Linked DNA regions of Homo sapiens: region 2 is linked to region 1. Evidence: read pairs that join two places in POLR2A ChIA-PET (ENCODE). Cell type or tissue: HCT116. All regions are shown on one strand. Links, peaks and the distances in the headings refer to the core of each region. The heading gives the core; the rest is flanking DNA. Region 1 holds the start of RNVU1-14 (RNA, variant U1 small nuclear 14). Region 2 holds the start of RNVU1-31 (RNA, variant U1 small nuclear 31).

The links. Peaks named below come from ENCODE experiments on the same cell type or tissue, not always from the same donor. Only the 100,000 strongest peaks of a DNase experiment are listed, where the experiment ranks them.
Region 2: POLR2A ChIA-PET joins it to region 1 with 21 read pairs; 17 of 35 experiments call an interaction of 5 or more read pairs at or near these places.

Annotation. Positions count from the first base shown.
Region 1 is chr1:145,272,490-145,288,494 of GRCh38, reverse strand. It overlaps RNVU1-14 (RNA, variant U1 small nuclear 14), which reads right to left and starts at 7,379; the gene lies at 7,216-7,379. It overlaps TRN-GTT2-7 (tRNA-Asn (anticodon GTT) 2-7), which reads right to left and starts at 729; the gene lies at 656-729. It also overlaps the pseudogene LOC101060170. RefSeq lists silencers at 602-811, 6,663-7,002, 7,170-7,459 and an enhancer at 6,904-7,628. In HCT116, for the core only: no CTCF peak of the experiment used is centred there; DNase peaks (open chromatin) are centred at 6,783, 7,034 and 7,284; H3K4me3 peaks cover 568 bases; H3K27ac peaks cover 931 bases.
Region 2 is chr1:145,457,822-145,473,826 of GRCh38, reverse strand. RNVU1-31 (RNA, variant U1 small nuclear 31) reads left to right here and starts at 8,047; the gene lies at 8,047-8,210. TRQ-CTG3-1 (tRNA-Gln (anticodon CTG) 3-1) reads right to left here and starts at 14,169; the gene lies at 14,098-14,169. RefSeq lists enhancers at 7,608-8,149, 8,314-8,363 and a silencer at 7,974-8,153. In HCT116, for the core only: no CTCF peak of the experiment used is centred there; a DNase peak (open chromatin) is centred at 8,166; H3K4me3 peaks cover 586 bases; H3K27ac peaks cover 369 bases.

The DNA.
Region 1 (16,005 bases), core at 3,661-11,660:
ACTTTATTTTTTTATTTTTATTTTTTTTTTGAGATGGAGTCTCGCTCTGTTGCCCAGGCGGGAGTGTAGCAGTGCAGCCTCCATTGGTGCAGCCTCCACTGCAGCCTCCACCTCCCAGGTTCAAATGATTCTCCTGCCTCAGAATCCCAAGTACCTGGGATTACAGGCACATGCCACCATGCCTGGCTAACAAAAACATTTTGAAAAGGGTTAAATAAATCATGCACAAACTGAGGAAAAATACTCTTCAAAAATGATGGAGAGGATCACTATGATGATGAATGATTCCACTGGTCACATTATTGATAGAGCAATCAGTAAATCCAGGCACATCCTCGGGATATTACTGACCTCCTATTATTAACATATGAAAAAATGGAGGCATGTAAATTACTCATTTAAGCGTATAACGGACTGAATTAGAATTTTATCACACCAGAAGTGGGTTCCTAGGTCTCTGTTTCAGGATTCCTGAGTTACACACGTATAAACCCAGGATTTCAGGAGATACCCGGTTAAGAATCCGGTTGGGGAGGTGGGCTGGCCCTTGACATGGATAAGTCACAAATTAGTGGCTTAGGACTCCAGGAAGATAAAATCTTCCCCATTTATCTAGTGATTGACAATGCATGAATACTTTAAAAGCTCAAAGAGGCGTCCCTGGGTGGGCTCGAACCACCAACCTTTCGGTTAACAGCCGAACGCGCTAACCGATTGCGCCACAGAGACAGGTACTGTTAGTTCTACTGGGCGCTATAGGAAGGGCGCACGCACGAAACTTCCTCCGTCCCTTGCATCCTCAGGGCCCGCCCGGCAGGAGGACTGAGCAAGGCCTTGGAAAACTGGAGAGATTGGAGCGGTAAGTCGCGCTGGTCACGTTGGACACCTGCGCGTTGGGAGATTCTGGAGCCAGAAGGATAGCCGAATGGCCTTCGCCCGCCCTGCCCCTCGCCTGCTTCAGAAACCCCCGGAAACGCCCCGGTTGAGACCCCGGCCCGAGCCGCCTGGGGGCCCTAGGGAGGCTGAACGCCCGGTGGCTCCCGGGATGGCTCTTCCCATTCTTTGCGCCGCCTTCACCCAGTGAGGGAGCCTGTGCCCTCCCTGCCCAGTCGCTTTTGGGGCCGCTGCGGAGCTTCCGCTGCCATCTTCGGATCCTGTGTTCCGCACGGGGGCTCCACCAGGGCAGGGATCGTGGTGAGGGTGGCTCGTGGGTCCCCCTCACGGGGAGCAGGGTCTGGCACTCACCAGGGCGCAGGACTAGGACTTGTCGAATGAATCCATCCTTTTAGCTTTTAGTCCTTTGAAGAGCCTTGAGAATGGAAATCATGAGAGATTTTTCCATGGGGAAGTTCCTTTTACAAAGCATTTATTTACGTTGACTTCTTGACACCCCGCGGGGCGGCAACGGGCAGGGCCTCCAGTGCACCTTCTGCGCCGTGGAGCCGCGGGGGCTCAGCTGGGCGGTGGTCGGGTCCTGAGGCCGGAGGGCGGGAGCAGGGGAGGGGAAAAGCAAAAGCGGGGAAAGAAGCCGGGGAGCGGTGGACCAGACGTCCAGACCTCCTGAAAGGCTGGCGGGGAGGCACAGGCGGGATCTTCCGGAGGTGAGAATTTTTTTTTATTATAGCAGAATGGGGAGGAATTGAGGGGAAAATGGAGATAGAACCTGAAAGAGCCCCAAACGCCAGAACCTGTAGCTCCCCAAGAATAAGATCTTCCAGAAGAACTAGACCCAAAACTAGCCGTTGGGGAACACCGAAATCCTTGGAGGAGCAACATCCGCATGACCCTCTGTGTTTCTTTAGGCAAAAGGACTTGCTTCCATTGTTTGTTCAATTGTTTGTGTTTGTTAAATAAATAAAACGATTTTCATGTATCTTTGAAATTACTTTGGCGCTACTATTTTATGATTGCAAATAATTCGGCAGTGATCATTCTTGTACACTTCTCATTGGCCATTTGTGTATTTCTATAGGGTAGAGGCCTGGAGAGCAGTTGCTCCAGCATAGGGATTACACAGTTTTTGTTTGTTTGTTTATTTATTTATTTATTTATTTATTTTTGAGACAGAGTCTCGCTCTGTCACCCAGGCTGGAGTGCAGTGGCGCCATCTCAGCTCTCACTGCAACCTCCGCCTCCCGGGTTCAAGCGAATCTCCTGCTTCAGCCTCCCAAGTAGCTGAGATTACAGGTCCGCGCGAGCCACCACATCGGGCTAATTTTTGTATTTTTAGTAGAGACGGGGTTTCACCATTTTGGCCAGGCAGGTCTCAAACTCCTGACCTCAAGTGATCTGCCTGCCTTGGCCTCTCAAAGTGCTGGGATTACAGGCATGAGCCACCGCACCCAGCGATTACATGTTTTTTTTTTATATATCATTCTATTTTCTTTCCTTATTTGGCTTATTAGCTGTAACTCTTTCTTTTGTTATGTCAGTGATGGCTTTAGGGTCCCTAGAATACATCTTTATCCGTCTGCCATCAAGTGACATTATACCTCCCCTTCTGGCCTTTATGCTAGTGTTGTCAGGGAATTTGATTTTGGACATGTTATAAACCCCAACATCCAAGTACGTACATAGCGATTTTCAGTCGTCTCCATTTCTTTGTGTAGGTTCAGATTTCTGTTTGGTATCCTTATCCTTAGGCCTGGAGGACTCCTTTAATATTTCTTGTAGTGTGGTTCGGTGAATTCTGTCATTTTTTTGTATGTCTTTAAATGTCCTGATTTCAGTCACATTTTTGAAAGATATTTCAATTTGGCATAGAATTCTAGAATAACTTTTTTTCTCTCAGTACTTTAGGATGTTGCCACTTTGACGCTTTGTCATTGACATATCTTTCCTGTTTTTGTAAACTTGGCATAAAGTGGGTTTCCTGTACTTGTTATATGATTTTTGGATTGTGTATTCAAATTAAAAGTATTAAATTAAAATTAAAATGGCCTGGGCGAGGTGGCTCACACCTGTAATCCCAGCACTTTGGGAAGGGGAGGCAGAGGATCGCTTGAGACCCAGAGTTGGAGACCACCCTGGGCAAGATAGCAAGACCCTGTGTGTGTGTGTGTGTGTGTGTATACACATAAATATGTATATATATTATATGTATGTATGTATATATAAGTCCTACAGTCACCTTAAGTTCCACCAACAGTGCGCTTAAAGTAAAATGTGCCCAACCTGAGGCTCAAACCTACCTGCTGGCACGCAATTTGTGTTTGTGAGACAATCTCAACAGCATTTGCTTTTTCTAGCATAGTGGTTTTCCTGTTTTCCTCACATGTGAATGTCTTCAGTGCAAAACCTGTCAGAATTCATTTCCTTTGCTAAAATGTTTTAAAATAACTCTTACTTCAAGTAAGTGCATTAAAAATAAACTTCTCAGTTGCATCCCTGGAATCCATGGAAAGTCCAGGAGAGACAATCAAGTGCTACAGGATCAAGCCCAAACAGAACAGGACTAGGCATGGCTTCCTCACTAGGAGCCAGGCCAAAGTCATCTCCTTTGGTCTCCAATGGAGGCCAGAACTCGGTTCACCTGCAACGGGAGGACCTGGCCCAGAAGAGGTGGCCTTCATCTTCATGGTGCCTTCAGATAGGAAATCTAGGATTTCTTTTCTTCTCTTTGATCTACTTCCAACTCTCCCTTTCTATTTATTTATTTATTTATTTATTTATTTGAGACAGAGTCTTGCTGTGTTGCCCAGGCTAGAGTGCAGCGGGGCAGTCTCAGCTCACTGCACCTCCGCCTCCTGGGTTCTAGAGATTCTCCTGCCTCAGCCTCCTGAGTAGCTGGGATTACAGGCGCCCGTCACCGTGCCCGGCTACTTGTTGTATTTTTAGTAGAGACAGGGTTTCACCATCTTGGCCAGGCTGGTCTCGAACTCGTGACCTCGTGATCCACCCACCTCGGCCTCCCAAAGTGCTGGGATTACAGGCGTGAGCCACCGCATCTGGCCCTCCCTTTCTATTTCTTCAAGACCTTTTTCGGATCCCTCCTGCGCAGGACCTAAACGGGCGGTGCCCTTACCCACTGGTCCCTCCCTGCCTGGTGTCTTCGGAGCCCTAGCTCACCCGGAACGTTACTGCCCGCCGGTGACAGCGAGAGGACCAAAGAGGGCAGCGGGTGCGGTGGGAACCACAGAGTCACCGCGCACCTGCGCCTCGCAGGCTCCTCGCAAATTGAATAAACGCCCCCTGAAGCTTCTCTTCAAGTCACAGGGAAGGGGAAGGTGGCTGCCGACCCGGCGGGAGAAGCCGGCCCTGCCCCTGGTCCTTGAAGACAGGTTTGGCCAGGCTGATTTTGACTGGTAGGCCCAAAGAAAAGCCTCAAGGGCAGACCAAACTCCGACAGGCTCCGAGATTAAGGCTTTCAAACGTCTGATCGTTTTCAGCTTGGTCAGTAAAATCGATCCCGCCTTTATCAGGAGATTCCTTTGTCAAAGTTCAGAGACCTGGGGTTCCCGCTGCTTGCCACACAGAAAACCAATCACTGAGACGGTTATTGCCAAGGAAGAGGCTTTAATAGGGTGCTGCAGCGGAGGAGATGAGAACTCAGTCTCAAATCCATCTCCCTGACCAACCAAAACTAGAGGCTTAGATGGCAGGGAAAGAATGTGACAATGTGTAAGAAAACAGGAACTAGACCAGGCGCGGTGGCTCACGCCTGTAATCCCAGCACTTTGGGAGGCCGAGGCGGGCGAATCACGAGGTCAGGAGATCGAGACCATCCTGGCTAACACGGTGAAACCCCGTCTCTACTAGAAATACGAAAAGAAATTAGCCGGGAGTGGTGGCGGGCGCCTGTAGTCCCAGCTACTCGGGAGGCTGAGGCAGGAGAATGGCGTGAACCCGGGAGGCGGAGCTTGCAGTGAGCCAAGATAGCGCCACTGCACTCCAGCCTGGGAGGCAGAGGGAGACTCTGTCTCAAAAAGAAAAAAGAAAAAAAAAGAAAAAAGAAAAGAAAGAAAACAGGAACTAGGGAGGGGCAAGGAAGCAATCAGGATGAATGAGGGGTCCGGCATCTCATTGTCTGGGTGACTTTCAGTTCTTTGATATCTTTTTTGAGAGGCCTGAAGGAAGGAACTCAAATAAAACAAATATCGAGTTTCAAACTTTCAGATCAGAAGGGTCCATTTCTATGTTTATCCAAAAATCTACGTATGGGACTATTGGGTGGGTTTCAGACCAAGAAAGAGTGTGCATATCAAAGTCTGCGGTTAACCAAAGAGAAAACATAATTTTCCGACCAATAGGATGTATGGGGGTCAAAGAACGACCAGCCTACAGTACTGTTTATTGGCCTGAGCATACGGAAGGATGAAGTTGCACCAGCGAAATGGGATTAAGCTGCAGGTGCGGGCTGGGCGCGGTAGCTCACACCTGTAATCCCAGCACTCTGGGAGGCTGAGGTGGGTGGATCACTTGAGATCAGGAGTTTGAGACCAGCCTGACCAACATGGTGAAACCTCGTCTCTAATAAAAATACAAAAATTAGCCGGGCGTCATGGCGGGCACCTGTAGTCCCAGCTACTAGGGAGGCCGAGGCAGGAGAATTGCTTGAACCCGGGAGATGGAGGTTTTAATGAGCCGAAATTGCGCCACTGCCCTCCAGCCCAGGCAACAGACCGAGACACCTTCTCAAGCAAAAATAAAAACAAAAAGCTGCAGGTGGAAAAAAAAGTCTGGATTTTGGTTCAGAGCCCCTGGGGCCTTCCTCAGTAGTTTTCTCTTTCCTTGAAAAAGGAAGCTTGTCTCAGTCTCTGCATCTCTCTGAGTCCTTTTGGAGATTGAGGATGGTGAGGTCTCAGTGCTTGGCCCCCTTCTAACTCTGGGTACCTCCCCTCCCGTGGGTCAACCTGGTCCAGTGCACAGGCCCCAGCTCCGACGACCATCTCCCCCCTACCCTTTGCTCCCAGCAAAGGCCATTTCTAGGTCAGTCGTGAGGTACAGCCAGGACAGGGCAGCTCGCTCCGAGATTTTTGGCTCTCGAAGGCCTTGAGCGCTGTGGTTCTGCAGAACGCTGTCTGCCTCTGGTGGAGGAACTGACACCCGCTGGAGAAAGTGTGGAGGGAAGCGAGGGCTGCACCTGCACGCAGGAGCTGAGGCAAGCGGCGGTTCCCAGCTCTCAGTGCAAAAGACATTTGTCATCTGAGAGGCTGGACTCAGTTATTATAATTTTCAATTTTGTCAATAAAAACCGAATGGAAATTTGTTTTCTTACTTGTAGAAACCTCCTCACAAGACCTCCCATCTTACATTCCAGGGAGACTTAGCAGGGTATTCCGCCAAGACATAGGTTAGACTGCGGTTCTGAACTGCAGACCTCGATGCCCTGCGCCGGGGCACCAGGGCATGGGCAAAGCCCTCCCCCTACACAAAGCAAGGGTGTTATGCCTACAACCGAACGGGGACACTAAGAGCCCCCAACATGCACGGTTTTCATTCCAAAGAAAACCACCAGTTCTGAGTACAACTTCCACCTGGCTCTATTAACTGAGTACACGTTTCCCCAGCACAGAAATCCTACAAACTCCCGTGAATGCTGTGGTGAAAAGCAGGAGCTGCCAGGGCAAGATGGATCGCACCTGTAATCCCAGCACTTCAGAAGGCTGGGCGGACCACTTGAGCCCAGGAGTTGGAGCCCAGCCTGAGCAGAATGGTGAAACCGCTACGAAAAAAGAAAAAGAAAGAGAAAGAAAAGAAAAGAAAAAAAAAAAAAGAGAAAAAACTAGCCGGGTGTGGTGGCGTGCGGTTGTCCTACTCGGGAGCCTGAGATGGGAAGATCGCGCCACTTCTCCAGCCTGGACGGTACAGCGAGACTTGTCTTAGGGAGGGGGGGAAAAAACAACAACAAAAAAACAGAGGCTAAGAGGTAACTCCGAGGATGACAGAAAACACCAGAGTTTTTAAGAGATGTTAGAAGCCCTGGGAGCACTGAACAAACCAGAAAGCTCCCGACCCTTGATCCCTGAGCTCCACCTAGCAAGTACCGCGGCAGCTAACCTGGGAGAACAACCCAACCAACAGAGACTGAAATTCGCCTCCCAAGAGAGCAAGTGGATAGTTCTAAGCTGTCCCCAAACATGGCCTCACAAAGGAAAACTAACCGTTGCGAACGGAAACAACTGACCGGACAGAACACAGCCACAAAACACGAGCCCGCACCCTGAATTACAAAAACACTTACGGCTCACCTACTATTCGCACCACAGAAGCACCAAGAGAAAGCGCGAACGTAGTTCCCTACTATCACAAATTATGCACTCGAGTTTCCCACACTTGGGGAAATCGCAGGGGTCAGCACATCCGGAACGCAATGGATAAGCTTCGCCCTGAGAAAAACCACCTTCGTGATCATGGTATCTCCCCTTCCAGGTAAGTATGAGCTTTTGCACCTCCGCCCCGCCACAGCCTCACACGCTTCACCCTTTACACGCACGGTCACTTGCCCCGCGAACGCCCCCCCCCCCACCCCACCCCCCCACCGCCCACAGCCCTCCTAGCCCTGACACACAGCTGGGACTCTCAGGTCCGACCAGCGGTCCTGAACCCGCTCCCACGGCACGGGAACTCCTTAGTGGCGAAGCAGCAGCCCCTGCGCTGCCTCATCTACATAGAAATCGCCCTATCCGTGATGTCACCGACAGCGCCTTTCCCAGTCCCCGTCTGCTCTTCCGCCCCACCCTCCGCCGACTCAGCCGATCAACCCGCTGCCGGAGCTGGCGGAGGAAGTGACGTCTGTCTCTTTCTCCTTTTCCTCCTGCCATTGTCCTTTGGGGAGGTGTGCAGAGATCCCGCGTCTGGTCTCCCCCTAAGACTGTGGTACTTGATCTGTGTCCTGCAGAGAACCCTTCTGGCGGCCAACAGGAAGCTTGTGCACCCTTCTTCAGATAATGTCTTTTAATGCGCAGACTTGAACGTTTAGGATTACAAGGAAAACCGGTTCCTTTCAAACCTGTTTATCTTTGTGATGTAGCATTCCGTTTCAAGTTGAAAGCCGTTCAATGTCAGAGAGAAAACATATCTATGAAACCAGAGAGGCTGCTCAGATGGGTTGCAAACTAGCCATCCTTACTGGTTTTACCACTAGAAGTGTTACAAAGACAGTTGTCCAATTTTATGAATCTTGAAGGGTTTTTTGTTGTTGTTGTTGTTATTTCAAATACAGTGTAATACAAAAATATGTGGCCCCCGCAGAGACGATTGGACACTCTCAGGCATGGTGATGGAGTTTGTCATCTCTTCCACGGCCATCTCAGAACCTTAGTGCTTACCTCATGTTAGTATTTTATATTCTCCAAAGACACAAAGATAATCCCAATTTGACAAAACAAACAAAAAAACATCTAGGGCATGTCTTATTTGAGGCGCTTAACAAATGACTGGATCATCTCCCTTGTATATAACCCAGAAAACACTGTGAAGTAGAGCAAAATTGGAAAGCCCAAGTCAAAGACCATTTGCAAATTTCAAGTAGATTCCAGTCTGTTGCTCAAATCACAAAACATGAAATGGAGGGGTCTCCCTTGGAGACCATAAAGTCTGTGACATGGTGGCCAGTTGGGTCACTGGAAAACATGGCAAAATATTGAAAATGAGGGATTAGGTGAGAGTGTAGCAACTGAACACTAAATGCTTGATCCAGGTGCCATTCCTGGATACTGACAGGGAGACACATTGTCCAGGTAATACTGGAAAAATACTTTCTATAGTGTAAACCACAAATAAAATTCCAAGCCCCTCAACTATTTGAATGCACCCCTCCTCTCAGCCAGGGTCATTCCAAAGTTAACCTGAAAAACTGGTTCAGACCATGATGGGAAGTAGGGGTCAGATATGCCTCATTATACCCTCCTTCCTTTGGAATTCAGGCACAACTGACCAGCACATCCGACCAGGCCCAACTGACATTACAACAGCGATCTCAAGACTTTTTGTAGCAATAAGACACCAAACTCCAGGCTGACTCTAGTGTAGCATTACATGACAGATAGCAGGCCCTGAAAGAAATACAAATATTTTACCCTAAAATACATTTTTTATCATATTTTGAAATGTCCCTACAAAGTTGTCTCTTGTGGGGAAAGTCTACATGCTACAGGGAATCCCTTTCCAGGCCTTTTCCCTAATCTAGGCACCTTTTTAAGTCTGATAAGAAACATTTACAATCAATTCTCTCTGAAGCCTGCTACCTGGAGGCTTCATCTGCATAATAAGAACAACCCCTTAACACAGAGACTGCCTTCTATGGATTCCAGGTCTTTAGATAAACTCTTTCAACCAATTGCCAGTCAAAGTATCAGAAAATAACGGCTGGTAACTATGTAATTATGCATATATATGAGTAGAATTTTGGGGGTGGGCACAGTGGCTCATGCCTGTAATCCCAGCACTCCCTCAGGAGGCTGGCAGATTGCCTGAGTCCAGGAGTTTGAGACCAGCCTGGGAAACATGGTGAAACCCCATCTCTACAAAAAAAAAAAAAAAAAAAAAAATTAGCCAGGCATGGTGGTGAGCACCTGTGGTCCCAGCTACTCAGGAGGCTGAGGTGGGAGGGTTACTTGAGCCTGGGAGGTGAAGGTTGCAGTGACCCAAGCTTGCAACACTGCACTTCAGCCTGGATGACAGAGGAATGGGCCTTCACTAGACACTGAACCTGCTGGCAACTTGATCTTGGACTGACCATCCTCCATAACTTGAGCAATAAATTTTTGTTGTTTATAAGTTACTCACTCTGTGGTATTTTGTTATAGCAGCACAACTGGATTAGGACATCAACCTGACCTTAAGAAATCATCTCATTCAGTCTTGGCTCTGGTGGGAAACAAGGGGCACACTCGGATGTGTGATTTAAAGAGAGTTGTGTTTTTTTTTTTTTTTTTTTTTGAGATGGAGTCTCGCTCTATTGCCCAGGCTGGAGTGCAGTGGTGCCATCTCGGCTCACTGCAAGCTCCGCCTCCCGGGTTCACGCCATTCTCCTGCCTCAGCCTCCCGAGTAGCTGGGACTACAGGCGCCCGCTACCACACCCGGCTAATTTTTTGTATTTTTAGTAGAGAGCGGGTTTCACCACGTTGGCCAGGATGGTCTCGATCTCTTGACCTCCCAAAGTGCTGGGATTACAGGCGTGAGCCACCGCGCCCGGCCTAAAGAGAGTTTTATGAAGAGAATATTTATAAATATAATATGGACAGGATCAAAACAACCCAACCAAGGACTGAGAGGCGCTCAGAATCTGGAATCAGCAGAGAAGTTGTATTGCCTCTAGGACTGGATTGTTGTATAAGTCTGTTCAGGTTGCCATAACAACCTGGACAGGACCGTAGTCCTGTCCAGTGATCCTCCCCAAGACAACCGTTCTCTCTAGTAACTATGGTTTTCCTTTCTCATTTCAATTGCCACCTCAATTGACTGAAATGTGAACACCAACTCCCGCACTTAAACGTTGAAGCCCTAACACCCACTGTGATGATTTATGCAGCTGGGGCCTTTGAAAGGTAATCAGGATTAAAAGAGGTTATGAGAGTGGTGTCCTCATGCTGAGATTAATGCCATTACAAGAAGAGAGACACTAGAAAGCTTGCTTGTCCGCCTTCCCCCTGGTGCACGAAGAAATGGTCACATGGGCACACAGTGAATCTACAGCCACTTACAGGCCATAGGAAGAGACCTTAGAAAGGAATCCGCTTTGCTACCACCTTTATCTTGGACTTCCCAACTTCCAGAAGTGTGAGAAATACATTTCTATAGTTTAAGCCACTTGGTGTATGGTATCTTGTTATGGCAACCTGAACAGACTTATACAACAATTAAGTTGCCTTTCCACTGATGGACTTAGACACAATCTCTTTCCCAAAAAAGAGCTATATTTAGCTACTTTTCTTTTGCATATTGTTCCATTTGCAGCCACACTATTTGTCTTCCCCCACACCACTTCTATCACCAGGAATCCATTTTCCTTGTTTTCTTTTTAATATCGGGAGCCTCTGCTCACTGCACTGCATAGTCCTTGGGGCTTTTTTTAAACTTTATTTTTAACAATCATTTGAGCAGAAAGTAGCCAATTCAGTTCTTTAATTTCCCATTTTATTCTTGGTTTGAAACTGACCTGATTGTGTCCCTTTTGTTATGACCAGTTACTTAGAAGCCATACAGCCCACAAGGTGCCCTTGGGTATAAATCCAACTTCTTCATTTTAATGGTGAGAAACCAAAAGCCCACGTTTCCTGATTTCTGGCCCAGCACTGGAACTGTTTTCATGGCACGTCAATTCATCATACATTTTAATAGTGATATTTTATATTTGCATAATTTTATTGCCTTTGCAATGGGCTTTCACATCTATCTTCTCATGTGTATATAGTTTAAAGGCCATTTTTACCCACTATCTCCTAATCATATCGACCACAGCCTCAGGAAATGTCTGCTCTATTATTTCACTTGCCTGTCTGGGTTCTTGGGCGACAGCATAGAATCCTGCACTGTGTTTTCCCTCACGCTTTCTCACTCTCTGCAGAACAAATTTTTGTTACATGCCTTATTATCATGGTAATATTGGCCTTCAGTCCTGTATAGAAGCATTAAAAATGTGCGTAATGTATATCCTTTTAAAATGTTATCCTAAGAAGCATCTTTTGGAGTTAAGGAGAGTTAGATGAATAAAGAAAGAATACAGTTTCTCCTAAACAAACCCACTAAGAAAATCATGGAAAGAATTATGACAACTATGAAAATGAAGGAGGTATACTTTGTCAACAAAAGCAAAATAACCAAGCTACTCTTAGACATAATCTCACGTTATCTTTCTGTAGTGCTCTAGCATTTTCTAAGCCTTTCACACACTGTTATCTCTTTTTTTCTTTCTCCTTCTAGAAATTAATTATGACTTTTCCTTTCAAAAATGAAGGACTTTTTTTTTTTTTTTACTCTTTTCATTTTTTCCTGAGACCATATGTCAAAGGGAATGTGAGGAACAACTTTGGTGTGGTAATAGCCAAATTCCTCCAGGTCTGCTCCTCAAGCTTGCAAAGTCAAGACTGGCAGAAGTGGTGATTTTTACCTGGGTATCCTGAGAACCTTGCACAGTCTTTATCACATGCAGGTGTTCAGAGTGTGCAAATAAACGAAGAAATGTGAGATTGTGATGATATTTTCATGGCATGCTTTTTTTCCACACTTCCTCATGCAGCCCAACATCCTCTACACTGTGTTGTTCACTTAAACACTACCCGTTTAAGTGATTTACCACTTCTCCATTAAGCCAACTTAAACCATGTTGCCTTCAACTCAACATTGATTGATCCCCAATACAGTCCTGAAGGGAGGCAAGAAAACTTACAAACGAAGTGGTAAAGAAAGAGAGAGATTAAGCAATTTGCCCCAAATCTCATAACCACTAGGTGATAAATCTTCAACTAGAACTCAAATATCTGGCTGAGAATTCAGTGCTCTTTTCATTTAAATCACATTGCTTCATAAAAATAGATCTGCAGGAAGAATAAAAATGTCCAAAGTGCAATGAGACAGAGAAGATAATATGGAGACAGACATATTGCACAGAAAGCATTTGACCATATGTCTGCCTGATCCCCTTCATGTGTCTTGTTCATAACTTACTTTACTCGGGCAGCAGGAGATAGCATAACAACTGTCAGAGTGAATTTAGGCCACAGTTTTGTGTTGCTGAATGTGTTGAGTCATTTCCCTTAGTTCACATTTCTACCTAACTTTATCTTTTAAGTCATCATCATGGCTTTAATCTCTTATTTATTTTGACTGTTGAGATTTTGTAGCCATTATCCAAATAAAACATTTATTTTCACTCGTGAGTCCCTAATCCTTCGTCAATGGAATTAGCTATTTATTTGATGCAATAGCTAGACCAGTAGGGTTAAAAATGCTTTTATAAAGACATTAATAGCTGGGTATGGTGATGTGCACCTAGGGAGGCTATGGCAGGAAGATCACTTGAGTCCATGAGTTTGAGGCCAATGCCTTCGCAACATAGTGAGACCCTGTCTTTAAAGTAAAAATTTAAAAATTAAAAGAAAAGATATTTAAAAAGGCTGTTTACCAAAATGATGGTTAATTGACAGAAAATAGAAACTGAAACTAGAAATCATTGCCATCAGCTTTCTCTAATGTGTACTTGATCCTTTTCTCCCTGTGATGGAAGTCGAAAGTCTTTTTGTTTTTTTCTTAATCCACTACTGTTCAAATGAGAATAAACAGCCAAATGACTGAATTAGTTGGTAGACATAATTCCTAGTCTTCAATTATTTTTATATTCTTTTGTAATACAGTCATTATTTTTTCAGACTTCTATAATATTGCATTTAACCAATCCCCAAATAGGGAAACGTTATGTAATTTTTCTATTATTTACAGTTCCTTGATTATAATCTTTTATTTGAAAAGATTATATATTTATATAAAAACCCAGTTTCTTTCTTACATATAAATATTATTAGTAGTCTAAAAATGTCACTCTCAATAAACAGGATGAGTCAACTTGAGGACTAGAGAATCAGGTAGTCAACATCAGAGAACTGGTTTAGCAAACAGAAGGGGCCTACCCAGATAGAGAGAAGTCAGGCAGGGCTGTGCTGTGAAAATATTAGAGAAGCTTGATGGGAGGCCTAATATAGTTTGTCTTTACACCTGTATATTTTGCTTCTTGCATCTGCTTCAATGCCCTCTGTCATTTATTATAACTAGATTTATTGTTCCAATAGATTTGTACTACAGTCAGAACAAACAAATCACTGGATCCAGCAGAAGCCTTAGATATATGACATAACAGAGATTTGCACAAAGATTTGCCCCATTGCCTTCTCGAATTTCTCTTATCATCAATCCATCTAGCTGGAGCTCTCTGAAGGTCATCAGAGGTCAGTATAATTTTAATAAGATTTTAACTGAAGGATAGCCTTGATGTTCAGTGACCTTCAGACATGTTTATAATCGAGAAGCCACTCCCCCTGTTGAATGATAACCTCTTCCATGAATTACCAAACCAATGGTGCTCACATTCTGATTAACGATTGATTCCCATAAACCCAGCTTCCCCCAACACTGATGATCTAAATAACCTGAATTATTTGCATTGCCTTATCAATTCCATCTCATTTCCTTTCTTGGTGGTTTTGCTCACACTGCTTCTATGTGGAATGTCCGTATGTAGCCACTCGAGTTTCCACTTCATCGTTCCATCATCTGTAGTCTCTATACACTATCCATCATCAGGACTAATGTGAGCTGACTTTCCTCCAAAAAGCTTTCCCTGAACTTATCCTGAAATAACGTTTTTCTTTGCTAACTTAGCATTTGTCACGTTAGTATACAGCTTCTCTAACTGTCATGAAATGAAATAAATGGGAAGAAGATGAAACATGAAAAGAAATCTGCTTCTTAAGGCAGGCCCTGGGGGAATAGCCCTGGCTGGAGGTAATGTAAGGTCTAGATGGTGTTTTTAGAATCTGAAGACTGCAACACCAAACACAACAAGTATAAGCCTAGGCAAGCTGTCAGTGCAGGGCCTAAAATTAGGTATTTCAACAAGTGGATGAATCAATTTGGGGAATTGTATTAGTAAACAGAGGAAGCCCATCCAGTAAAAGGGAGAGTAAGCAGGGATGCAATTTAAAACTATTGAGGAAAAATGGCTAAGAAATAGTAAAATTAACACATGGCCTAAAATATTAAGAAATTAAGCCTGTTACAGAATTACGGACCTGGCTAGTATATAGGAGCATTAACAACACAAAAACAGATTAGGTCGGGATTAGCAGTGGGGGTGAAATAATCTTCAGGGCTGAACTACTGAGCTAGAAATATTTAAATCCTCCTTGCAGATGAAAACTATAGAGGACAATTTATTGGTTCAGCATGAATTTCTGGTCTTCTGTTAAGAAATACGCTCTTTCATTGAAAGTGAACATTGAGGCAGTAAACTCCAAATACAGCTGCAGGTACTATCTCCTGCTGATTTGTGTGTATAGAGCATGAAAGAAAGGCTCAGAAACAAAAGCATGTTGGAAAAATAAGCAGAAGGAGACATTTACTTGCAAATAAATGTGAGGAAGTCATTCTTCAAAAGAACTGCCCAAAAAATTAAAAAAATAGAACTTTTTAAAACAAACAATATTATGAAGACTATAGGGTTTATATTAATCTCTTCATGGCAGAAAACAGCAATTTTATCATGGTTATTGTATTCAGAAAGTTCATGACATATCTTCAGACAATAAACAGCATTGTAAAGTCAAGGATAAAGTGATTTTCATTAAGGAGTTAGCAACTCTCAGGAAATGCTCAAGGTTTTATTCATTTGGAGGACTGCAGGTAGACAGAGAGACCCTTTTATTGTTTCTTTATGTCAGAGTGCAGAGTTTTTTTTTCTCTGTTTCTTCAGCAGTGGGACATGATGAACGGGCTGACAATGGTGTCAGGCCCCAATGTCACTTTGGTTTTTACACTTCATCTTGCGGTCATGTTTCCTTCTCTACAGGACATGTTTGTCTACCTCCATTTGCTGAACAATGTTCCTAATCAGTACTATTGATTTTACATTTTAATTTGATCCATTTTATTTGCACAGATCTAAGAAGTGTTGATTAATATTTAATGACCTCCTAGTATTTTTTTGATGAAACAATAAACTAAGGCTCACAAGTTTACGTCTATCTATAGATTTATAAAGCCCTTGTGCTTTAAATTTACTTTTACATGTTTAACAGCTCAGTTTAGAGCAGACCACACCAGTCCGTTCACCTCTACCTGATTTCATCTGCAGTATTTATAATGCAAATGTATCCTTTTTAATAAAAGATATCCAATGTCTCGGTGTCCCTGCTCTGCCAAGAAAGGACATTCTTTCTTACCTCCAAGCCTGAGATTGCATAGTCCATAGAGCAAGCACCAGATTGGTTTCCTAGAAGGATGTTATAGGCATCGCTTCTGCGTGAAAAACATAGAAATTATTCTTATTACTGGATTTGTCTTGTCTAATT
Region 2 (16,005 bases), core at 4,539-12,538, 180 kb before region 1:
CATAGATATTCTGCTGCATAGGATGGACAGCTAAACTTCTAAGACATTTTATTTTATTTTATTTTTTGAGACAAGGTCTTTCTCTGTTGCCCAGGCTGCAGTGCAGTGGCACAATCATAGTTCACTGTAGCCTGAACCTCCTGGGCTCCAGTGATCCTCCCACCTTAGCCTTCCAAGTAGCTGGGACTGCAGGTATGCACCATCATACTTGGCTATTAAGAAAAATAATAATTCTGTAGAGATGTGGTCTCACTAAATTGCCCAGGCTGGTCTCCAACTGCTGAGCTCAAGTGATCCTCCTGCTTCAGCCTCCCAAAGAGCTGTGCTGAGATTACAGGCATGAGCCACCATGGTTGGCCCTGTTTCTTTTTAAAATTTAATTAATTTATTTTGAGTCAATATTTTATTTTCTCTGGAAAGATAAAGGGAACAAGTTTTTTCCAGAAACACACATATGGTATGGGCCCAGTGATACCCTGATCCACCCCTTAGGCTTCAATTACCCATTTTAAAGTAGTTCATAAGCTGACTCGTTGGAATTCAGACAAAATGATAGCATGGGGAAAGCAGTGTATTGAAAATCATCGCCTACCATTGTGCAAAAGGTTTATTCTTGCTGTACTTTCTGTTCTGTCCCAAACATAATCCTGGAAAACCCCTTCATGTGTCACAGGGACATTGCATCTTTAGGACCTTTTGAGACATGGCAGTTAGACTTTATCCAGCTGTCTCCATCTCAGGGTCACAGATACTTTCTGGTGCTAATTTATATGTGCTGTCGCTGGAGTGAAACATTTCTGTGCCAATGAGCCACAGCCCAAGCAGCTGGTAGACTGTGATTAGAGAAAATCATTCCTCATGGGGAGTGCCATCTGATCTCCATAGCAACTGAGGAACACACCTTATCAGTCAGATAGTTGGATCCATTTGTAACGTTTGACCTATGTCCCAACATTTCCATTGTGCCTATCACCCCTAATCCTCTGGACTAGTGCAACTTAATAATGATAAGATAAAAACTCAATTGGCAAAGCTAACAGAAGTTTTTAACCTTCTCTGGCCAAAGATCCCCCACTGTTTCTGGAAAACTTTCACTCCCTCCCTTTGAAATTAGAACAGGAAGACCCATGCAGTGGTTAGATGAAGGGGCTTATGAACCTGCACTGCACTTCTTAAAGGTAACATTCTCCATTATTTCTAAGGTCTCACAAAACTTCTTATGAAGAGCTCCAAATTAATAAAGGATGCCTTTCATAATGAGCTGATGGGAGATGAAAATATCAAAAACTATGCCTATAAACTGGAGATGTCGCTTACTGGAAACAACATCAAATAAAATACTCCCTCCAAGTCCACTGGAGGGCACCACGTAGGTATTATTAATATTAATTTATTTTTTTGAGATGGGGTCTCACTCTGTTGCCCAGGCCGGAATGCAGTGGCGTAATTATGACTCAATGTAGCCTTTATCTCCTGGGGTCAAGCCATCTTCCTGCCTCAGTCTCCCAAATAGCTGGGACCAGAGGTGTGGGCCACTGCACCTGGCTCACATCAGGTATTATTGCCTCATCTCTGTGGCAGTAAATATAAGGGCATTGACACACAGATTCATGTTTCTCATATCTAAAAGGCAACCCTACCAGAGTGGACATCTGTCAGTGGAGGTTTTCACTTAAAGGTGACCTGCCATCTTCCTGACGAAGATGGCAAGTAGCTGACATCTGTTGTAGCCCACTTCCACCCAAGATACTGGCCTGTATAACCAGCTGTTCACAATTCCAGTGCTCACTGCACCTGGAAGAGTTAGTCTCTTTTTCTCTTGACTGGAATACATACACCATCAGGGCTCCTTTAAGTTGTAGGGGTCGTATCCTATTGGTTTTGGTAAAATCACCCTATATGTATATTCTCTAAAGATATGACACACTAGTCCTATTGCACGTACATGTATATACATATACATACATACATAGCAAAATGCCTATGATCAGATTTCTGTTTTACTGTCCTTAATTAATTTGATTACATCAGGGAGGGATAATTCTCTGATCAGAATCTCACAAACCATTGCCACTGTGGGAAATGTGACAAGGTGCTGGGTTTGCCACCTTAAACCACCAACCACTTTTGACCATAATGACCCATTGGTACATCCTGTGCCAAATTTCACCTGTATTCCTCCTGATTGAACTCACGATGCAACTCGGGGTTACATCAAGCAAAACCTGTTTATCGAACCTGTCTGACTCATCCTAACCTTCCTGCCGTACGTCTCAGTTTAACCCATCATAATTGTACTGTCAAAATAACTGCCTGTAATCCCAGCACTTTGGGATATCGAGGCAGGAGGATCACTTGAGCCCTGGAGTTTGAGACTATCTTCCTGGGCAAAATGGTGAAACAATTTCTACAAAATATACAAAAATATACAGTTGGGTGCATGGTGGCACCCAACTGTAGTCCCAGCTACTCAGGAGTATGAGTTGAGAGGATGACTTGAGCCCAGGAGTTCGAGCCTGCAGTGAATCCAGATGACACCACTGCACTCCAGACTGGGCAAAAGAGTGAGACCCTGTCTCAGAAAGTAAATAAATAAGCTGGGCGTGGTGGTGTGTGCCTAACTCCAGCACTTGGGAAGCTGAGGTAGGATGATTCATTGAGCCCTGAAGGTCAAGAGGTCAAGACTGTACTGGGCTGTCATGTTGCCACAGCATTCCAGCCTGGGCAACAGTGAGACCCCGGTTGCAAAAAAAACCAAAGATCAGAAAGAAAACCAACAAAAAATTGTTGTCTCACTCTGAAATGACAGTGGTAAACACCATGATGCTATTGGAAAGTTAAGAGAAAAACACTCCCTCCTGCTATCAGGATCCAACCTGCCCTCTTGCTCTAACATGTCTGACCCATGCATGGTTTAAATGCCGAAAGCTGATGTACCCAAATTATACTACACTTACCTGTTGTGCACCAGCATTTATTTGGTCTGTGGAGGAGATCACCATCCATGGCCCTTAAATGTCTAAAGACATGGAATGATGAAGTGCAATGTCTTTTAGGATATTTGGTCATGCCTATATATATATATATAGCTCTGAAGAAACCCAACATTGGATGAGTGGGGAGGCCGAGGCGGGTGGATCACCTGAGGTCAGGGGTGCAAGACCAGCCTGGCCAACACTGTGAAACCCCGTCTCTACTAAAAATACAAAAATTAGCTGGGTATGGTGGTGTTCACATGTATTCCCAGCTACTCAGGAGGCTGAGGTAGGAGAATCACTTGAACCTGCGAGGCAGAGGTTGCAGTGAGCCAAGATCATGCCACTGCACTTCAGCCTAGGAGACAGAGCGAGACTCCATCTCAAAAAAAAAAAAAAAGAATTGGATGAGCGTCCTCAAACTTTTCACTAGGCATGCCCACCACTCTATTTTATTAATAGATGGAGATCCTATTGGGAGAAAACTTGCTAATTACCTGCCTGACCATTAAGAAAGTAGCTCCATACATTTTTGGGGGAGCACGCTTTTGCTTTGATGGGATGTTGTTTCCCGTGGTTCGAAATCCTTCTTTAACCTTAGGTAACATTGCTGATAAAAACCGGGCATGGGAGCTCTGGCCTATAATCCCAGTGACTCAGAGGCTGAGGTGGAAGGATCACTTAAACCCAGGAGTTCCAGGCTGCAGTGACCTATGATGGCGACAGTGCACTCCAGCCTGGGCGACAGAGCCACTCCTTCTCTCTGAAAGAAAAATAAAGAGTCCAGGCTTGGGGGCCTATGCTTGTAATTCCAGCACTTTGAGAGGCTCAGCTGGGAGGATTGCTTGAGCTCAGGAATTTGTGACCATTCTGAGCAAGATAGCGAGACCCTGTCTTTCAACAAACAAACAAAACAATCAAACAAACAAAAACAAAATTAGCCAGGCATAGTGGTGCATGTCTGTAGTCCCAGCTACTCGGGAGGCTGAGGTGGGAGGATTGCTTGAGCGAGGGAGGTTGAGGCTGCAGTGAGCTGAGACTGCACCACTGCACTCTAGCCTGGGCAACACAGCAAGACTGTGTCTTAAAAAAAAAAAAAAGAAGAAAGACAAAAGAAAGAAAGAAAGAAAGAAAGAAATATTGCTGATGAAACTGTAGCCTCTTTCACAGCTCAACAAAAAGCTATTTATTCACTGGCTAAGATTGTACTAGATAATTGCATTACTTTAGATGATATATATTTTCAAAGACAATATTATTCTTATTTAAAAATGGTTAGAACCTGGGCACGGTGGCTCATGCCTGTAATCCCAGCACTTTGGGAGGCCGAGGCAGGTGGGTCACCTGAGTTCAGGAGTTCGAGATCAGCCTGGCCAACATGGTGAATCCCCATCTCTACTAAAAATACAAAAATTAGCTGCACACAGTGGCGTGTGCCTGTAGTCCCAGCAACTTGGGAGGCTGTGGCAGGAGAATCACTTGAACCCAGGAGGCAGAGGTTGCAGAGAGCCGAGATTGTGCCACTGCACTCCAGCCTGGGAGACAGAGAGTCTGTCTCAAAAAACAAAACAAAACAAAAACAATGGGTAGATACAGCAGCACTTACAAGAGTTCATAAAAGGAATTGTACATTGTCAAGTGATAGTGTGGAGAGAGCAGCCCCCTGCCCACCTGGTTGTGATCTCTGCATAACGCTTGCCCACAACCACCTTCTCCACTTAGTACAACGCAGCCCAGAACACCAAGGGGAGAGCCCCAGCAACAGCAGCCTCCGCAGCCCGCTTTAGATGATAGATTTAGCTGAGCAGGGAGGTGGATGTGTGGTGTTTACAACCTCTTGTTGCATATACAAAAATAAATACTCCCATGACATAGAACCTCATCTAGAAAAAATTAGAAGTCATTTGGCTACAAGAAATCATGAAAGAAGAACTGGGATGTCATGTTTTCCCTGATGTTTTTTCGTTGGCTCCCTAATGGAATAGGTTCCCTTACTGTTCTGGCATACGGATTCTCTTTGTGATTCTCATTCTTGTGTGAATTATATCTGTGCTATTCAAATTATTAATGTTATATATTTCCTGTTTTACTTCTGAGAAAACTGATTTTATGGTATCTGAAGACGAGAGATGATTAAACAAGTGACAGCTGTAGATTTAACTGAAGTCTCTCTCTCTTCTTTTCTTTTCTTCTTTTTTTTTTTCTACTCTGTGACGTACTTTCAATTGGGCTTTGGGGCGCTCTTAAAAATTCCTCAGTGAGGCAGCTCCTTTCCTCCCCTGCCCTCACCGTGGGAAAGACTATCCGGGAATGAGTGTTCCTGGCAAAGAGGGACACCTTGGCTGAGCTTTTGATCATCAATGCTTTAAAGAAGAAAGATTTTTAAAAGAATTTTTATCTGAGGAATGTGAGCCACTTCACATGATCAGAGAGACATTAAATCAAGACAGCAACCACTTTCTGCTTCCTTCCTTTTGAGCTATGTATTCATCTGTTGAAACTGCTTGCTATCACCCCAGGTAGCTGTAAATTAATCTAATAATGCCACACCAAACACTGTATCCCACACCCTATAACAAGGGATAGCCAAGCTCTCATCAATGCTATTTCTGAAAACCAATGAGAATTCCTGACAGGCACCTTTCTGTCAGCCCATTGTGCATCCCCCCTTTTGACCTTTAAAAACCTGCTTGTGACAAAGGCCAAAGGGAGCTCAGATCCAAGGTTCTTTTGGTGTGAGTCTTCCAGGCAGCTGTCTTCATGTTGGCTCAAGTAAACTCTAGATTCTATTTTGTGCTTCAGCCTCTTTCTTTTAGGTCAACATGTTCAGCAACAGTAGAATAAATAAATAAATTGGCCTATATTCATACAAAGGAATACACACAGAAACAAATAACCACATGAATAACATGAAAAATTCATAGATGTAAGACTGAGTGAAAGAAGTCAAACCTATGCCTCTGCTCCTGAGACCGACTTTGCAAAAATTATAACTGGGAGAATTATCACAGCGAAAGAGATCTGACCTAACTGCTTCTGTCTTGCTTCCAGCATCCAAGCTGTCCTTGTTCATTCCTGGGCACAGGCCAAAATAACTTTGAGAGGAACTTAGTTTATGGTTTAGCTGTGAAACAAAGATGATAACAGCCCTTTCCCAAAACAAATCCCCTTCCTGCCTGGGGAGTAGACTGCCTTTTCAGGACTAACAAATTAGCCACAAGATTAGAAATGATGGTTTAGGATCATGCAGCCTCCAACTTATGAGATTCTAAACCTCCCTGAATTGTGCCTGGGGATCACATCACTATTGTAAAACCTAAGACCAGTGCGTGAGGTATTTTGTAGCCCTGCACTTGATGCATCAGCTGGCACCACCCAGATGGATAAACCAGCTCATCTGATCTTGTGGCCCCCACCCAGGAACTGACCCAGCTCAAGAGGATGCTTTAGCTCCCTTTGAGTTCATCTCCGACCTGACCAATCAGAACTCCCAACTCACTGGCCCCCAGCCACCAAATTATCCTTAAAAATTCGGGTCCCAGAATACTCAGGAAGACTGATTTGGGTAATAATAAAACTGGTCTCTCACACAGCTGGCTCTGGGTAAATAACTTTCTTTATTGCAATTCCCCTGTCTTGATAAATTGGTTCTGTCTAGGCAGCAGGCAACATGAACCCATTGGGCAGTTATATTCCCCCAAAACCCACTATACACTTTATGATTCAGTTTATATGAAAGCAAAGGACAGGAAAAACTTGCCTGATAGATTTGGAGTCTGTGGAGTATTGTCAGAGTTTGGTGTTGTATTCTACAGATTAAAAGTAATCTGTTAAGCACCTCAAATAAAGTTTCCCCCAAATATATATATATTTTTTCCAAATTTGGACCACTTTGTTTCTGTCTTTGCAGAACATAAAGTGCTAACATGAGGTAAGTGCTAAGGTCTGGAGAAGGCCGTGGAAGAGATGACAAACTCCAGCATCATGCCTGAGTGTCCAGTGTGCTCTGCTGGGGCAGCATATTTGTACATTGCTGTATTTGAAAGAACCCTACAAGATTCCTGAAATTGGACCACCGTCCTTATAACACTACTAGTGGTAAAACAAGTAAGGATGGCTGGTTTGCAGTCATCTGAGCAGCCTCTCTAGTTTCATAGATATGGTTTCTCTGATATCGAACGGCTTCCAATTTCAAGTAGAATGCTACATCACAAGGATAATGATGTGAAGTGAACCAGTTTCTTGTGTAATCCTCCATGTTTTAGTCTGCGCATTACAAGCCATTATTTGAAGAAGGGTGGACAGGCTCCAGATTTCTGCCAAAGAGGTCCTCGGCAACACAGGCTAAGAACTGGCTTCTGGGCAGTCGTGATGGCTCACGCCTGTAATCTCAGCACTTTGGGAGGCCGAGGTCGGCGGATTACCTGAGGTCAGGAGTTCGAGATCAGCCTGGCCAACATGGTGAAACCCCGTCTCTACTAAAAACACAAAAATTAGCCGGGCTTGGTGGCGTGTGCCTGTAATCCCAGCTATGTGGAAGCCTGAGGCAGGAGAATCGCTTCAACCCGAGAGGCGGAGGTTGCAGGGAGCCGAGATCATGCGACTGCACTCCAGCCTGGGCGACAGAGCGAGACGGCGCAAAACAAAAAACAAACAAAAAACTACAACAGAAACACCCGCTTCTTTGGGGAAGACCATGGGCGGGGAAGAGAGGGAAAGGAGGCAGAGGCAGACATCACTGCCCCCGCAGGCTCTGGCACCATGTTGGTCGGCTGAGTGGCGGAGGGTGGGGCAGAAAAGCAGACCGGGACGAGGAAGGCGCTGTCGGTGACATCACGGATAGGGCGACTTCTATGTAGATGAGGCAGCGCAGGGGCTGCTGCTTCGCCACTGGCTGTTTCACCACGAAGGAGCTCCCGTGCCGTGGGAGCGGGTTCAGGACCGCTGGTCGGACCTGAGGGTCCCAGCTGTGTGTCAGGGCTAGGAAGGCTCGGGGGTGCGCGGGGCAAGTGACCATGTGTGTAAAGGGTGAGGTATATGGGGCTGTGACAGGGCAGAAGTGTGTGAAGTCATACTTACCTGGCAGGGGAGATACCATGATCACGAAGGTGGTTTTCCCTGGGCGAGGCTTATCCATTGCACTCCGGATGTGCTGACCCCTGCGATTTCCCCAAATGTGGGAAACTTGACTGCATAATTTGTGGTAGTGGGGGACTGCGTTCGCGCTTTCCCCTGAATTTTTGTAATGAAAAAATAGACGGCAAGGGTTATTCTTAAAACTGCAGTTTTGTAGCTTGGGTGGCATGTTAAGTGTTCTCCTTACAGTCGCAACGATGGGAAACAGAAAGTAACGTGTTATCCTCTCCGCCGCCGTGAGCTCTTTTAACACTAGCTAAGTGGCCGCAGGGCTCTTCTCTTTCCTTTCCACTTGGGGCTGCTTTTTGCAGATCGCTTCATAGTCTCCAGTCTTTTGGGTTCTCATGCTCTGTGAAAACCTTCGTGTTTTTTCATAGCCCCCAGAGTCACCCTTCACACAGCCTCTGCTTCTAACCGCAGCCTCCGCAGGAGTTTGTAGGATGTCTGTGCTAGCGGGGAATGTGTTCTCACCTCCTAGAGCCAGGGAAGAAACTACGCAGTCGGGTGCTGTTCTTTGGGATGAAAGCAGGGTCCCCGTTCGGTTGTTAACATAACACGCTTGCTTTCTGTAGGGGAAGGGAGGTCTCTCCCGGCGCCCAGGTGCCCTTGCTCATGTTCACCGAGGCCTGCAGGTCAGAACCGCAGTCTCACCTGTCGCCAGAATGTGCTGCGATCTACCCCAACTACCCGAACTACCCAGCAATAAAATAGGACACATTACGGAAACATGAAATAGCGTGGATCATCTCAAAAACATTATGCCGAGTGATGAAAAGAGTGCACCCTGTGTGGCGGCATCAAGGTGAATTTCTACAACAGTTAAAACTAACCTGTATAGTGACAGAAACTACATCATTGACTGCTGGCCTCAGGGGGAGGGCGGAACTGACTGCAAAGGGCACAAGAGGACCTTTTAGAGTAATAGACACGTCATCAAACTTGAAATGGATGCATTGTACCAAAGTCAACTCACACCTTAATCAACCTGATTGTAAAAAGGAATAAGAAAACCACTCCAAATCTTAATGTCTTCTACTTAATTTAGTGTACGTTTATCCTTAGAAGATTCCTTTAGAAAAATATCTCTCTAACTGTAATCGGGAGTTGAGGAATTCCTTCGTTTCTGTTTCTGTCTCTTTGTCTGCAGTTAAGTTCATGCACTATTAAATGGAATGTTTGTAAAATAAAAATAGAGTCTCAGCTAAATTTTATAAAGGCATACATATATGCGTCTTTATTATTTTATTATTTTTTCAGGTATATATATCCTTCTTTATTATTTTTTCTTCCTTTTTCTTTTAGGGACAGTCTAGCTAAAATATACATTCTTCTCCCTGTAGATGTACCACAAGACTGTAACTCCAGGGTTGCCCAAATGTTATGAGAAGTTATTTTTGAACGTAAGGTTTTCAAAAATTTTACATATGTTTACATCTTCTCTACTGTTAGTATGGTCTATGCTTAGCATGTGTAGTTTAACAATGATTTGGAAGAAAAATATGTAGGTATGTTAACAGTAGTTAATTCCAGGAGGTGGGAATATGGATGACTGGTTATCTTCCGCTTTATGAATTTTTTATATTTTTAAATGGAAAATTCTCAATGACCTGGAAGTTAAAGAACAGATTAGATATGGAAGGGGTGTAGGGTAGGTGAGAGGAAAATGTAAAGGGAAGGACAAACCCAGTTCTGGCAGGACCATGTTTAAGTTGAAGGTTTCTGGGGAGAAGTTGTTGGGATAAGAAGGATACGAAGGAGGCAGGAGAATCATGAAAATATTTAGGACAGTGTATTTATTGCCTGTCTTATCATTCCTCCTCCTTTTGTGTTTCTTCCAAAGAAATACACAGACTTATATTTCTTTTCAAGCATGCTTACCATTTGTGTTTCTCTTTTATTAATGTAACTGCCTGGTAGGTTTATCTTGCCCATTGCCCAGGTAAGCCAATGGAGCTGAGAACAGCAGGCTTTCTAAAATAGAGAAAGAATTTAATAAATGCAGAAGCAGCTGAGGGACCACGACAGGGGTTTATTATTACTCAAATCTGCCTCCCCCAAAATTCAAAGACTAGGGTTTTTTTTTTCTTTTTTCTTTTTCTTTTTTTTTTGGATAGTTTGGCAGGCAAGGGGCTAGGGAATGTGCAAAGCTGATTGGTTGGGTTGGGGATGAAATCACAGTGTCAGAGCTTGTTCACTGCACTGAGTCAGTCCCTGAGTGGGGGCCACAGGACCAGATGAGCCAGTTTACCGGTCTGGGTGTGCCAGCTAGTCCATCATAAGGCAGGGTCTGAAAAATACCTTGAACACCAATCTTAGGTTTGACACCAATAATCTTATATACAGGCACAGTTGGGGAGCTTAGGAATCATGTGGCTTCTGGCTGCATGGCTCCTGAGCAATAATTTCCAATCTCGCACCTAATTTGTTAGCTTTGCTAAGGAGGTCTGATCCCCAAGATAGGAAGGAGTTTGTCTCAGGAAGACATCTTTGTTTCAGACTTAGACTTGGAACTAAACTTCTCTCATAGTTAGCCTGGCCTATGCCCAGGAGTGGACAAAGGCAGCTCAGAGGTTAGAAGTAAGATGCAGTCAGTTAGGTCAGATTTCTTTCACAGTCATAGTTTTCCTATGTCAGGTTTTTCTCACTGTCATAATTTTTGCAACGGTGGTTTTGTTAGGAGCAGTATAAATGCAGTGGTTCTGAGAATGTCTTCTGGAGACAGGCTGCCTTCACTTCAAATTCCTGCTTTCAAATCCTCCTTTGCTGGCTGAGTGACCCTGGACAGGTCACTTAACGTCTTTGTGCATCTCACATGGAAGATGAAGGTGATAGTGTGACCTCGGCCTGAGGTAAGGACTGAATGAGTAAACACATGCACATAATCAACTGTGCCTGACATGTGGCACTTTGTGTTGCAGACACAGCTGATGATGTGCATGTGTTACTCATGTGCATGTTAGCTCTTGTATTTTGCCTGCAACACTGCACAAAGAGCAGATGTGACGAAAACCAGTTGTATTGAAGTTACAGCAGTGATACTTTCCAGTGGCCGTGCACCCTCCCAGGGAGACTGCAGCAATCTTCTCACCAGCAGTAACCTCCTGGGCTGGGAGATCCCAGGAAGGCCCCTCAATCTCCAGCAGGTTTGACCCTCAAGGAGCTTCGGGGAATGAACTAGAGAAGTATTTCTATCTGGGAGGAACTGGGAGTTTATTAGCTCATGTGTTCAGCTCATCCAAAGGGGAATAATGATTCAATTTCTTGCTTCAAATCTGCCCCAGTAAAATTCTTATAGTTTTGCCCAGGTGCAGTGGCTCATGCCTGTAATCCCAGCACTTTGGGAGGCCGAGGCGGGCGGATCACCTGAGGTCAGGAGTTCGAGACCAGCCCGGCCAACAAGGTGAAACCCCATCTCTACTAAAAATACAAAAAGTAGCCGGACGTGGTGGCAGGCACCTGTAATCCCAGCTACTTGGGAGGCTGAGGCCGGAAAATGGCTTGAACCCGGGAGGCGGAGGTTGCAGTGAGCTGATATCGTGCCATTGCACTCCAGCCTGGACAACAGAGTGAGACCCTGTCAAAAAAAAAAAAAAACATATAGCTTTACAGTGGAAGACATTTGTACATGTCGGGGAGGAAATATGACTTTTTCTCACCCAGCCTAGGTTCGCTGCTGAGACCCTCACAGCAAAACACAGACTAACAAGAGAAGAGCATACAGATTTATTTAATGTAAATTTTACATGACAGGAACGCCTTCCAAAGGAAATGAAGGCCCATGGAAACAGCTAAACCTCAGTTTTTGTTTTTGTTTTTTTAACAGTAGGTTTATTCAAGAATGAATAGTCATGGAGAAGTATGATAAGTCAATAAAAGTATGATCTAACAGTAACAAAGTGGGGGAAAGGTAGCCAGGCCTCTGCGTTCAGGCTCTTCTCTGTGTCCCTGTGTCTTCAGAATCAAGGATGCACCTTTCCTCTGGGTACAGAGAGGGCACCTCTCACATAAGAGTCTTATACTGGACTTCAGGGAGGAAGGGCAGGGGGAGGGTGACAGTGACCTTCCTGCTTCTGTGGTTTACTCATATTCCTTTAGCATAAAATATTCAATACCCCAAGATGTTATACTTTGGAGTAGCATGTCCTGAATCCCATCATGCACATGCAGCAAAACCCAGAATCTTTGAAGAGTGATGACTACAAAATATTTAAATTCAAAATACAAATGATGGCCAAGTGGGGTGGCTCATGCCTGTAATCCCAGCAGGGAGGTGTAGGGAGGCCCAGGCAGGCGGATCACTTGAGTTCTGGAGTTCGAGAGCTGCCTGGCCAATATGGCGAAACCCCATCTCTACTAAAAATACAAAAATGAGCCCAGCACGTGGTGCACACCTGTTGTCCCAGCTACTTTCAGGGGGTGGGGAACGGGCGGGCTGGCGATCAACTGAAACAATATCATATTTAAGAATGATTCTTTTTTCCTATAGGGCTAGTCAAGTGAAGCAGTGGAAGTGGAGAAGGAACAAAGAAACCTGTAACTGGTTGTGATCAAATATTTGTGAACAGGAATGAATTTTTATGCACTATACACTGTTATCAAAGTTACATATGCTGCAAAGCTGGTGGTGAACAGCAGTGCCCTGGTCCCTTCCTACACTTATCTGTAGGGATAACAATTTTTAATGCACGCAACCCACCTCTACATAAATATTGTTACTCTTTGACTGTCCAATTTTCCATCCCAGGTCCTGCAGTTCTGCCTGCAAGGGGAAACGGAGTTTGTGTTTCCTTACCTGCCAGTCCACTCCAAGGAGCCAAGAAGGCGTCAACCCCCCTCAACCCCGGCTCGTCCTCCAAACTGAGCCCCTCAAAGACTGCGGTATTTTTCAGTCCTTTGTAACCGCTCTCAGCCCCAAAATATGAAAATGAGAGCGATGGTCCTGAGCGCCTGGAGTGACATCTTAGTTCGCTCCCAAGACCCATCAGGAACCTCATCCCAAGTGCTCTGAAGAGCAGGAGAAAACATTTTTAACTAAGGCGTCTTCTCCTTGGGGCAGGGTCCTGACGGGAGAAGGGGGAGCCCCATCTTCAGAGACTCGCCCCTCAGAGCTGCTCAGGTTCCTCTTCCCCGTGGCCCTGAGGGAGCTCGGCCGGGGCGACCCAGGATCAGAACCCGCGCTCCCAGCCCGCGCGCTTGAAGACGCCGCCGCGCGGAACTCTCTTTCTGGCTGAGATCTTGGGACGAAAGAATGAGATTTCCCGGAGTCAGGTTCCAAAGCTTAGTGAAACAGCGACTTTTAGGGCCCGCAATAGAGACGCAGGAGCTAGAAATTCGGCATAAAAATCTGAATATGAAGAACAGAGCAAATTAACATTCGGAATAGGATGGGCCATCTGAATAAAGCAGTGCTACTGCCAAGTTAGGTCTGGAACCATCGATCCTAAACTGAGACACACTCTCCAATGACTGAGCTAACCCCATCAGAATTTCTCACGCCACCGTTTACTTACCAAAAAGACAATGGGTGCCATTAGGAGATTCCCGAGTGAAAGGAATCTCGGGGTGTAGGATAGAGGGGCAGCAGCCTTTTTAGTGGAGGAGACCTGTCAGCCCGAGGCCCAGGGTCGCTCTGAGAGGGGGTGGGGACTTCCTGGGTCGCTGGGTCCCTGGCGGGGGTGTCCGGGCCTCCGATTGCTGGGTGCCAGGAGGCTCGCCCAGGAAGGGGACCCTGCAGGCTCGCTGATCCCGACTGGATGACTCGGCAATTTCCCTGTGGTCCGGGCCACTGCGAGAACCCGGTTTCTGGGACCCCGAACACCGAAGAGGGAGACGAAGAGGGGACGAGGAGCGCGGGGTACATCGCGAGGCTCAGACAGCGGGAGCAGAAGGGACACGGAGGCCCACAGCGCAGAGTTTCTGAACGTCAGCGGAATCCCCATTCCATTTAGGGAGTAAAACACAACATTGCCGTCCTAATTAAACAGAAAGGTTCCACCGAGACTCGAACTCGGATCGCTGGATTCAGAGTCCAGAGTGCTCACCATTACACCATGGAACCTCATCGTGCAAGTTTGCCGGAAGCGTCTGAATTCCCAATAAGTAGCAATAGTTCCCACTCAACCATGTCAAGGCATTTCTATTATCCCACAAGCAACACTCGAGGAAGGTGGACCTGCAGGAAGGAGCCATCCTTCTTACTTTCTCTCTGCCCTCTCCTTTGATCGACTTCCATCATTTCATTTGCACCTCGGAAAATGAGGCAAAATCCACTGTGAGTTTAGGGCCAGAGAAGAGCCCTTGAAGCCTCGGTCATAGAGTTTCCTGTGCCACAGTGAAATTTCTTTCTTCCTTTCTTTCTCTCTCTCTTTCTTTGTCTCTCTTGTTTCTTTCTTTTTCTTTCTTTCTTTCTTGTCTTTCTTTCCTTCTTTTTTCTTTCTCTTTCTTTCCTTTCTTTCTTTCCCTTTCTCTTTCTTTCTTTCATTTTCTTCCTCCCTCCCTCCCTCCTTCCCTTCTTCCCTCCTTCCTTCTTTCCTTCCTTCCTTCCTCTCTCTCCCTCCCTTCCTCCCTCCCTTCCTCCCTCACTTTCTTTCTTTCTTTCTTTTCTTTCTTTCTTTCTTTCTTTCTTTCTCTCTCTTTCTTTCATTGAGACAGAGTCTCCTTCTGTTGCTCAGGCTGGAGTGCAGTGCAGTGGCAGTGGGCGATCTCCCCTCACTGCAACCTCTGTCTGCTGGGTTCAAGTGATTGTAATCCGCAGTAGCTGGGATTACAAGCGTGGGCCACCATGCCTGGTTAAATTTTGTATATTTAGTGGAGATGAGGTTTTGCCAGGTTGGCCAGGCTGGTCTTGAACTCTTGACTTTCAGTGATTTGCCCACCTTGGGCTCCCAAAGTGCTGGGATTACAGGCGTGAGCCACTGCGCCCAGACCGGAGATGAAATTTCTGCAAAATTTCTGTTATTTTCTTTATGCTTTCCCTGTTTTCTGTTTGCCCAAGGAGGCCAGATGATTATCAAAACAGGACGTGGGACTTCCTGGGCACCTTGCCCCCTTCCTCCCTTAGTATATAACAGAAGACAGCAATCAAGTGAGATTGGGAAGCAGGGAATCCCTTATTTTTTTATTCATATTCTTCTATGTTTGTTTGTTTGGTTGGTTTTAAAAAAATTTTCTCACCAGAAATGGAGATATGTTGGATTTAAAATAAATGCGATCAGCCATATTTTATATTTCTATAAAACACTGAAACCAGGCCATACTCACCTGCTATGACTCAAAATCAACCATATACTGTCGAGGTCAGGAGGCAGGGCCCTGACATTTAAGCACAGTGTGTTTTCTCAGAATTGGCCAAGTTGATGCCATTCCAATTTCTCAATATCTCATGACCCATTAATTGCAGTGTTTAAAAGTGTACATGCATCGTTACTGAAAGCCCAGGAGTTCCGTCTAGGCCCTGCTGCTCAGCTCACAGAAAGCCAATCATTGAGACATTGAGTATTGCCGAGGAAGAAGGCTTTAATTGGGTGCTGCAGCTGAGGAGATGGGAGATCAGTCTCAAATCAATCTCCCTGATCAACTAAAACGAGGGGTTTATACAGCAGGGAAGAAACGTAACTGTGTGTGGGAAAAGAGGAACTAGGGAAGGGTGAGGAAGCACTCATGATGAGTGAAGGGACTGGCAAGTCATTGTCTGGATGCTGTGATCTGCTGAGTTTCAGGTCTATGATGCTTTTTGAGAGGCTGAGGGTCCTTTCCTGAGGAAGGAACTCAGATAAAACAAATGTAAGTTTCAAGCTTTAAGACCAGAAGGGTCCATTTTTAAGTCTATCCAAAAACACTGTATGTGGGACTATTGGGTCGATTTCAGTCCCCACTTTCTATTTGTCAGTTCCTC